2 separate regions of the Homo sapiens genome follow, and region 2 is linked to region 1. Evidence: read pairs that join two places in POLR2A ChIA-PET (ENCODE). Cell type or tissue: Panc1. All regions are shown on one strand. Links, peaks and the distances in the headings refer to the core of each region. The heading gives the core; the rest is flanking DNA.

Region 1 (4,400 bases), core at 308-4,307:
GAGGGGTGTTAATTCCATATCTTTGGTTTCCTTGATTTTGCCTACCTCAGACATATATATATATTTTTTAAATTATAATTTACAGGATGTCCAATTTTTTTTAACTCTTGGCAGTTACCTATCACTGTTAGACTGGTGTGACCTTTTAGAATATTTTGGGAAGAGAAAAAATGGAGCATTTATTGCAGTCATGTTGAAACTCTGCTTCAATATGATATGCAACTCATTACATTTAAAATTCCATTTTGGTAACTTTCACACTGTGGCATTTCTTGAGCCCTCTCTCACATGTCAAAGAGATGCATATAGATTGGAAACTATTTATTCAGGCAACCTCAAATGGTACTATAAATATAGTTGTAAAATGTCAAGTTATTTGCATGCTGGTGAATTAGATGTCCTAAAAATTTTTGTAATCCCAGATATTTGCTTGTTTCTATTACCAAGAAACACGGGAATATACTACAAATAATACATATCATTCTTTTCTTTCTGTTCTATTTTAGTGTAGTTTTGTTTTAGATTTTGATTTAATTTAGCTTTTACAATTAAGAGCCCACGTTCAAATAGATGTGATATGAAACTATTCTTAAAGATATTTGATTCTTTTTTCCACTGAATTATATGGGTTATACACTTAAGAAGTGTTTAATAATGTTGGTCATTATTACAAGAGTGATTTTTTTGGAGGAAATTTTTTGTTATATTTTGCTATGAAGTCTCCCTGCCTTTCCTTCTCTTTTTTCACCTATATTCTGGTTCTATTGCAGTTCGCAGAAGTGAGGATGCCTCATTCATCTTTTTATATCACAGTACCTAGTCTACAGTCTGTCCAATACTGGGTACTAAAGGAAAGATGAATAAATGATCTATATTTTTAAACGCACTTTTTAATACCTTAGTTTCAAATGTTATTCTGGAAGTAATTAGGATCTGCAAATTCTTGTTAAAATGTTTTAGAATAAGGCATTGTGAAATTATTTGTTATTTTTAAATTATAAACAAAAGTCCAGCCCTTTTCTGTGGAAGAGAGAAAGAACAGAGTGTGAAAAGAGGAAGAAATAATTAATTTGACTTTAAATCCTTGGGTAGGCAAGGTGCTGAGCTTGGAATTTTTTCATATGATATAAGCAAAGAATAAAATAAGCTTAGATGTTTTCTTGCATCATTCAAAGTTTTTCAAAACATGTAGTTGGCCAACATTTCAGCTGACATATACATGAAAAGATGGCATATTTTTAATGGATAGAGTAAGTGGTGTATGATGAGGAAAGAGTAGATGACTATATGAATTCAGAAATGAGAATTAAACAGTGTCAGTCTGGGTCAAACGAGGAGACAAAAACCACAAAGGAATTTAAACAGGAAGTTTAGTGTAAGGAATTACTAAACTAAGATAGGAGAGTAACTATAAAGATGTAAAGAAAACTCAATAAGTGCCCTAAGGCTGAAGAAAAATACGCAAGGAAGGACACACTCGGAAGCCACTCCCCAAGGCTGGGTTCAGACTGCTTTGGAGAGGATGTGGATGTCGCTCCCTGTGATGTCACAGAAGTTTGCTGGCTTTGGGGCACAGGCAACCTGAGGCTGGTGGAGAGTTGGAGTATCACGGTGGGCACTTGGAGTATCACGGTGGGCACAAGGCCTGCATGCAGCATGCAGGGTCTGTGTGGGAGGCCTGTGGAAAGGTGGTTACTCAGCCTCAGGACAGGGCTGCGTAGTCACTAAGGGACTGCATGCTCTGCACACAAGACTGGAGCAGAGATGTCCCTATATACATGCACCGCTGAAGGACAGTGAAGCAGCAGCAAGAAAACGTCAAAACACAGTACTCTGGAGCCATTACAGTGTCCCTGCGGCGCCCTCTACTGACAAGGCCTAACACTGAGGTCACTCTAACTAACTAATATTGAGCTCACTCAATCTTAGGCTTTGAGTAAGGAAGAAATGCTTCGAGTCCAGTCCATTATCACAGAGCAGCTATTAAGGGGTGTATTTGGAGTTGAACAGTGATGACCTGACGGTTGGCACAACCCCAAATCCCAGATCCCAGTTTAGCCAGGGGCATTTTGTTTTGTTGTGATAATTTATAAACAAATCAATAGGAGCTCATTTCTCTTGCAGGGTTCACGCTCTACCTTGTAACTGAAGTACTCAGTAAAAAATTCTGTGGTTTTGCTGGGTTTCCCCACTCCGTCCTTCACCGTTAGGCCAGATCCTTTGTGTCCAATCACATTTCTGTATGGCTGTTCATTCATCAAACCTAAATATAAAAATAAAGATTTTCATGGCTGGGCAAAATGTGTTCATGATAATAAGATTGATTTTGATACTTTAAAAATGTTCACATATTAAAATCAAGAAATACCCACTTGTCTTACTAAAGCCAGCTCTTTCAGATTGTATGCATGGTGTATGTCTTTTTACATTATTTGTAATATACTGGGTTTTCACCATTGTAAATACGGCCATTCTGGGCCTGAAAACTCTCCTGGCTCTTATTTGTGTAGCTCTATCTCATAAGGCTTAGTAAGAGCAAGGGATAATCACGTTTAACAAAGCCATTTCTTTTTGCTATTAACATGCTCACCTTTACACTTGATGGCAACAGCTGAATCCCTCCATTAGGCATCATTAAAATTATTCTTTGGGTTATTTTGATTAATGCTTTTTACTTTCATTGTACTCCCTCTTGGTCCTAAATGGTAAGAGCAGTTAAATAGGAGTGTTCAGCGGAGTGTGTCTGCCATTCATTGTTATGCATATATTTATGTGTTTTGTGTACTTTCTTAAACAGAGGTTTCATAAAAATGAGTGCACTGGCAGAAATGTTTATATAAAATTACATTTTGCAGAGCTTGATTTTATAACGTGATCATACAAGAGAGAATGTTAAGGAGTAGAAAGCAGCATCTGCATTGTAAGGTCTCATCATGGTACCACAATCTAATAGTAATAGTAATAATAATGCCTTGTTTTCTTTTGAATGCTGGCTATGGCCAGCCGTATTCTAAGTGCTTTACTGCACTAACTCATTTGATCCTTACAAAAACCCATGTATGAGGCAAGTACTATTCTTGTTCCCATTTTAGAAGTAGGAATATTAAAGCAGAGTTTAAATAACTTCCCAAGGCTGCCTGGCTAATCAGTGCTGTGCAGAAATTTGAACCCAGGCACTAGTTTCAAAGCTCTCATTCTGAACCATTGTAAATCATACTGCCTGCAGGATCAGTGGAAGAGATTTTTTTCAATTGTACTGCCAATGTGACAAGACAGGAAGAAATGCTCAGATGCTAAATACCAAGTGAAATTTGGAAACCCAGAGAGAGCTCTGGAGGCTCTGGACTTTCACCCTGAACTTGCTCTTAGGTTTTTACAACCTCCAGAGCCACAGAAGGAAAACTCTAGGCCCACCCAAGTTGAACTGTATAATTAGCAAAGGCTCCTCCCACCATGGAACTGGTACCTCTAAGCTATATTCTCTTGGTAATGGCAAGCTAGAAAAAAACCTGAGACTCCTCCAAGGAAAATTTTCTGTCTTGAACCTTAGAGCTATGTGGAGGAGCAAAAAATAAATCTCCTCAGAAAATCTGTAACCACAGAACAGCTTGTGGATTTACAGCTGAAATTCACACTAGCTGAATGGTCAGAAAAACATTCAGCTTAGAATCTAATTAAAATGGTACCAGGTTGGTAGTTGCTCTTGTCAGCTAGCAGAAGCAAATGCAGATTCTTTGTGAAGGAATTCTTTATTTGACCATAAAGAATCGTTACAGAATTCCTAAAATACATTAGCTCCCATTCAAAAATCTCAAAACACACACAAAAAATAAATCATTATGAACAAGAGTCAGCAGAATCAACCTGCAAAGACTTCAGGTACTGAATTTATCAGACATAATACATAAAATAAGTAAGTTTACTATGTTTACAAAAATGGAAGAGAAGATTGAAAATATGTCTAAGGAGCAAGAGTATTGAAATAACAAAGAAAATTTGAAAAGCAGATACAACTTATTAACTAAAATATAGAAATTTAAATTAAAAGCTTGATAGGCAATCAATGACAGATTAGATAGAATCAAATAAAGAATTAATAAGCTAGGAGATAAAATTGAATAAAATATTTAGAATGTAGTAGACACAAAAGATGAAAAATATGGAAGGGGGCTAAAAGACAAGGAGAAGAGTGAATTTTCCAGAAGTGATTAAAGATACCAACACATTAAACACGACTAAATGTTTAAAAGAGATCCGTATGCCTAGATATGGCATAGTAAAATAGCAGAGCACCATGACAAAGAGAAAACCCTTAAGCAGTCACAGAGAAAAGACATGTAGCTTTCAAAGGAGCGGTTCAACTAACTATAGTGATGGCAGGGCAGAAAATAGTGGGACAA
Region 2 (4,400 bases), core at 234-4,233, 610 kb after region 1:
AGCTGCCTAGGTCTGCGGCCACATCTTGGGGACACACTGGATTGTTCCCATGTGCAGGGTTCAGCACTTACGTGGGAGTGCTAGGGGTTAGGCTTTTGAGCTTGAACGCCTGCGTGTGAACAGATGAAAAATCCTTCAGTACCCAAGTCCCAGTCTGTCCTATGGGGAGCAGTTTGGGGGCGGCCGGCAGCAGGAGCCTGGGAAAGAGGCCCTCGCCAGGTGATGGCAGGGCCAGGGTGGCCTGGGGCACCCAGCGGAATGTGCTTAGTATTTGGTCACCAGCCGTCATCCTGGGCTTTTCCTACTGTGTCTTGTTACAAGGCCTCAGCAATCCACAGAACTCTCTCTCCTTCCTTCCACCTGTCAGCTTCTCTGCTTCTGAGATAAGAACCATTTGTGTAACACCAACACTTAACTTCAGAAAGACATGCATTATGTGGTGTAATCAAACCCGAGGCTTTCAGATGACCTACTTACATCTTCAATGTGGATAAGATAAAGAACAAAACACATGCATCTAAACTGCTGGGCAATCCAGTTGACTTTTAAATGTAAGAATGGAATTCCAAACACTTAACACATTCAGCTATATGACAGAAAGTAAATCTATGGATATGGTATTTTGTGAATGATCTTTTAAATAAAAGAAAACCTTACGTAATATTTAAAAAAAATAAAAAATAAAAATAAAAAAATAAAAAGATGGGGATGTCTAGACAAGAAAAATATTAGAGATCATGTCTTAAATGTTCTTGTACTGGAAGACATAAAACCACATACACCCTCCTTTCTCACTTTCCTGCTTTTTTACAACCAAAACCCAAGAAGGAAAAAATTGTGGAAGAAATTGTCTGGGTCCCAGGGCCATTCCCACATATAGGAAAAGCATGTGCCTCAATGTGACTGAAAGACTTCTTCTCATCTCCTTTGTAAGATAGTGAGTGTGTGGAGGGTTGGATCTGTGTTGGATTTTTTCTTTTTTTTTTTTTTTTGAAACGGAGTCTTGCTCTGTCGCCCAGGCTGGAGTGCAGTGGTGCAATCTCGGCTCACTGCAAGCTCCACCTCCGGATTCACGCCATTCTCCTGCCTCAGCCTCCCGAGTAGCTGGGACCACAGGTGCCCGGACCATGCCCAGTTAATTTTTTGTATTTTTTTTTTAGTAGAGACGGAGTTTCACCATGTTAGCCAGGATGATCTTGATCTCCTGACCTTGTGATCCGCCTGCCTCAGCCTCCCAACGTGCTGGGATTACAGGCGTGAGCCACCGTGCTAGGCTCTGTGTTGGATTTTTAAACCCCTCCTTCATAACACTGTATCAGCCACAGAATGGTCTCTCAATAAATGCTAGGTGAAAGGAATGAATGGAATGGAATTATGACAACTTGGATTTTTTGTTGTTCTTATTCTTTAAGTCATATTTTCTGTGAGTTGCTGTTTAGATTGGAGTTTTAATAAGAATCACACACATGGCTGAGGACAGAATAAAGAAATACGAAGAATGAGGACTGGAGAGGTTGGGATAAAGAGAGTGTGATGTGGCTGCAGTTACCCTCATCCCTTCAATGAGGAAAGTGGACGAGGATGACCTCTAAGTTCCTTCTAGCTTCAACGGATTGTGAGTTTTCCTGCATCCTCCCATGTCATTAATACTTTAGCTTTAAGCACCTCCCAATTCAAACCTCCTCTGCAATATTGCCTTTTCTATCCATTCCATCACTGTTAATCTAACATATTAGCATTTCCAACAAAATGGGGACTTCAAATATTTTATTAAAGTATGAGACAGCTCTATAACAGAATGCTGTCAACAATGTGGCTGTTAATATTGATAATGCCACTGGATGACATTGTTCATAATTTTTAAAAAGTTTAAAACAATGATATCATAGTAAAATAACCCTGGAATATCTGGAAGGAAAGAGAGTCACCAATACTGTGATTATCCCTGGATGGTGGGATTATGGGTGGTTTTTATTTTTCTTTTTGAGTGAATGCATTTTCTAGTATTTTTACAATGAACATAAGTTTCTTATGTTACAAAAATAGGAAAGAAATCAAAGACTTCATCTTAAATGATCCTAAAAATGATGGCTTGAGCTATTCTTTAATTTTTCTTTTCTTTCCTTTTTTTTTTTTTTTTTTTTTTTTGAGACACGGTCTTGCTCCATCGCCCAGGCTGGAGTGCAGTGGCGTGATCATAGCTCACTGCAGCCTCAAACTCCTGGCTCAAGGAATCTTCCTGCCTCAACCTCTCAAGTAGCTGAGATTACAGGTGCCTGCCACTATGCCTGGTAATATTTTTCTCAGTGTAGAAACAAGGTTTTGCTATGTTTCCCAGGCTAGTCTCGAACTCATGGCCTCAAGTGATCTTCCCATTTTGGCCTCCCAAAGTGCTAGGATTACAGGTGTGAGCCACCGTACCTGGCCTCATTATTTAACTTTTCTATGGAAGGAGATTCTTTGCCTTCCACTTATCCATTGAAGGCTGCTGGTGTTTTTTGTTGATTCACAGCAGGACTAAAGCTCTCCACTTCCAGAATTTACCTCCAGTTTACTTTGACACCACTTTCGCTCAGGCTCTTCACAAGCATTGCCTCTTCCCCAGTTGTTCTGTGCCAGATCCACTGAGATCCGCCTAGTTCTGTCTCCTCTCATGGAGCTGGAAGGCTGACAGCTAGACTCTCAGACTCCTAGACTATGGTTCTGGACGTGATTTAGATTCTGCAGTGAGATATGCCCTTGCATAAAGATTAGAAAGAGAGAAGCAGAGGCCATCTTCCTGCAGCAGTGCTGCCTGACGAGCAAGCACTATTGGCAGCAGCTGGTCTCTAACAATTTCTTGGGTATAGGGTGACTGTGGCAGCAGCCAGAGTGGAGGCAGTTCAGTGTCTGGTAGTTTCCTGACTTCGTCATCATAGCTGCTGTGGTGTGACCTTGAAGCCAATCATCTAGCCTAGCGACCCCATGACTCATTCCTCCGGCCCCTCCAGTGACTTTGTAGCAACCTCATTCCCTGTGTTTCATTCCTTTCTTCTTGATGTGACCGAAGTTGTCCCCCCTCATCCCCCACGACAGAGTCCTGGTTCAGATCCCATCTGCTTCATGAAGCTCACTGAAGGTTTTGGGAGTCTAACAATGGCCTCACCTTGTGGATCTTCATTCCACAAGAATAGAGCAGTGACAACAGGCTGGGAGGGCCCCTGTGGAGGGCTGGAGAAGGAGAGGAGGCCTGAGAGGATCCTGGGGCTTTTGTTTTCTCTTTGAGGTTTCATGTTAAAGGTTCCTTGAACAAAGTATGCCACAGCTACAAGAGCTTTGAAACCCTCTGGACTACTTTTTTTTTTTTTTTTGACACAGAGTCTCACTCTGTCACCCAGGCTGGAGTGCAATGGCGTGATCTCGGCTCACTGCAACCTCCGCCTCCTGGGTTCAAGTGATTCTCCTGCCTCAGCCTCCTGAGTAGCTGGCATTACAGGCATGTGCCACAACGCCTGGCTAATTTTTGTATTTTTAGTAGAGATGGGGTTTCACCACATTGGCCAGGCTGGTCTTGAACTCCTGACCTCAGGTGATCCACCCACCTCGGCTTCCCAAAGTGCTGGGATTACAGGCGTGAGCCACTACACCCAGCTAGACTACTCTTAAAATAAGAATCTTTGTGCACAGAATATCTGTGATGTTACAACTCAAAGGAATAGAGACAAGAATAAGGTTCATTCCGTGCTTTCCTTGAGATGAGGGACTTGCATGTTTCATTGCAACTCCTTTCAGGGATATAAACCCTCACCCTTCCTGATTCAGTTAAGCCAGGCCCCATCTTCAGTGACACTGTCAACAGCTGGTCACCATCCTCTCTTTAGCAGCCTCTCCAGTCTAGCAGTCCCTCTTCTCTTCATTTTCAAATTTGTGACCATTCAAAGTGAAATTTGAAACTTTCTGCAACAGGATTGGTGATTTATATTATTTTGTACGGAGGGCTAGAACTTCAAGAAAATTGATTTCTAACCAGACCCTGCTGTGCCCTGTCCCATCACAGTAAGGCACAGTAAATGAGAGGCTGAAATAGAAATTCCATTTTTCACCCATCAAGTTGAGTACTTCATCTGACATACCTGCAAAACTAATAGCTGGAGATTTAACACATTTTTCCATAAATACATTTCTCTGTAAATCTAGACTCACAAATACAAAAATAAAAACCCAAAACATTTTTAAAATGCAGCTCCTATAAAAGTAGGAATCATCTATCAGTCCTGAAAGATGAAATTTTTAAAAGAGCAATGATGATGACGATAATGATTCATGTTAACACACCTTTCATCAAAAGCATTCCAGTAACTTTTTTTTTTTTTTTTTTTTTTTGAGACGGAGTCTCGCTCTGTCACCCTGGCTAGAGTGCA

What was found. Peaks named below come from ENCODE experiments on the same cell type or tissue, not always from the same donor. Only the 100,000 strongest peaks of a DNase experiment are listed, where the experiment ranks them.
Region 2: POLR2A ChIA-PET joins it to region 1 with 13 read pairs; 2 of 35 experiments call an interaction of 5 or more read pairs at or near these places.

The regions. Positions count from the first base shown.
Region 1 is chr7:28,059,784-28,064,183 of GRCh38, reverse strand. All of the region lies in intron 1 of JAZF1 (JAZF zinc finger 1), which reads left to right. LOC105375208 (a long non-coding RNA gene) reads right to left here. Exons shown (of 4, transcript XR_001744910.3): 4 at 1,970-2,263. Among named protein-coding and RNA genes, the nearest start is that of JAZF1-AS1, 120 kb to the left of the region's middle. In Panc1, for the core only: CTCF peaks have their summits at 1,638 and 1,866 (motif pointing left); a DNase peak (open chromatin) is centred at 1,873; H3K27ac peaks cover 3,595 bases.
Region 2 is chr7:27,452,638-27,457,037 of GRCh38, reverse strand. It overlaps the pseudogene EIF4HP1. Among named protein-coding and RNA genes, the nearest start is that of TSL, 160 kb to the left of the region's middle. RefSeq lists an enhancer at 2,874-3,168 and a silencer at 4,310-4,400. In Panc1, for the core only: no CTCF peak of the experiment used is centred there; no DNase peak of the experiment used is centred there.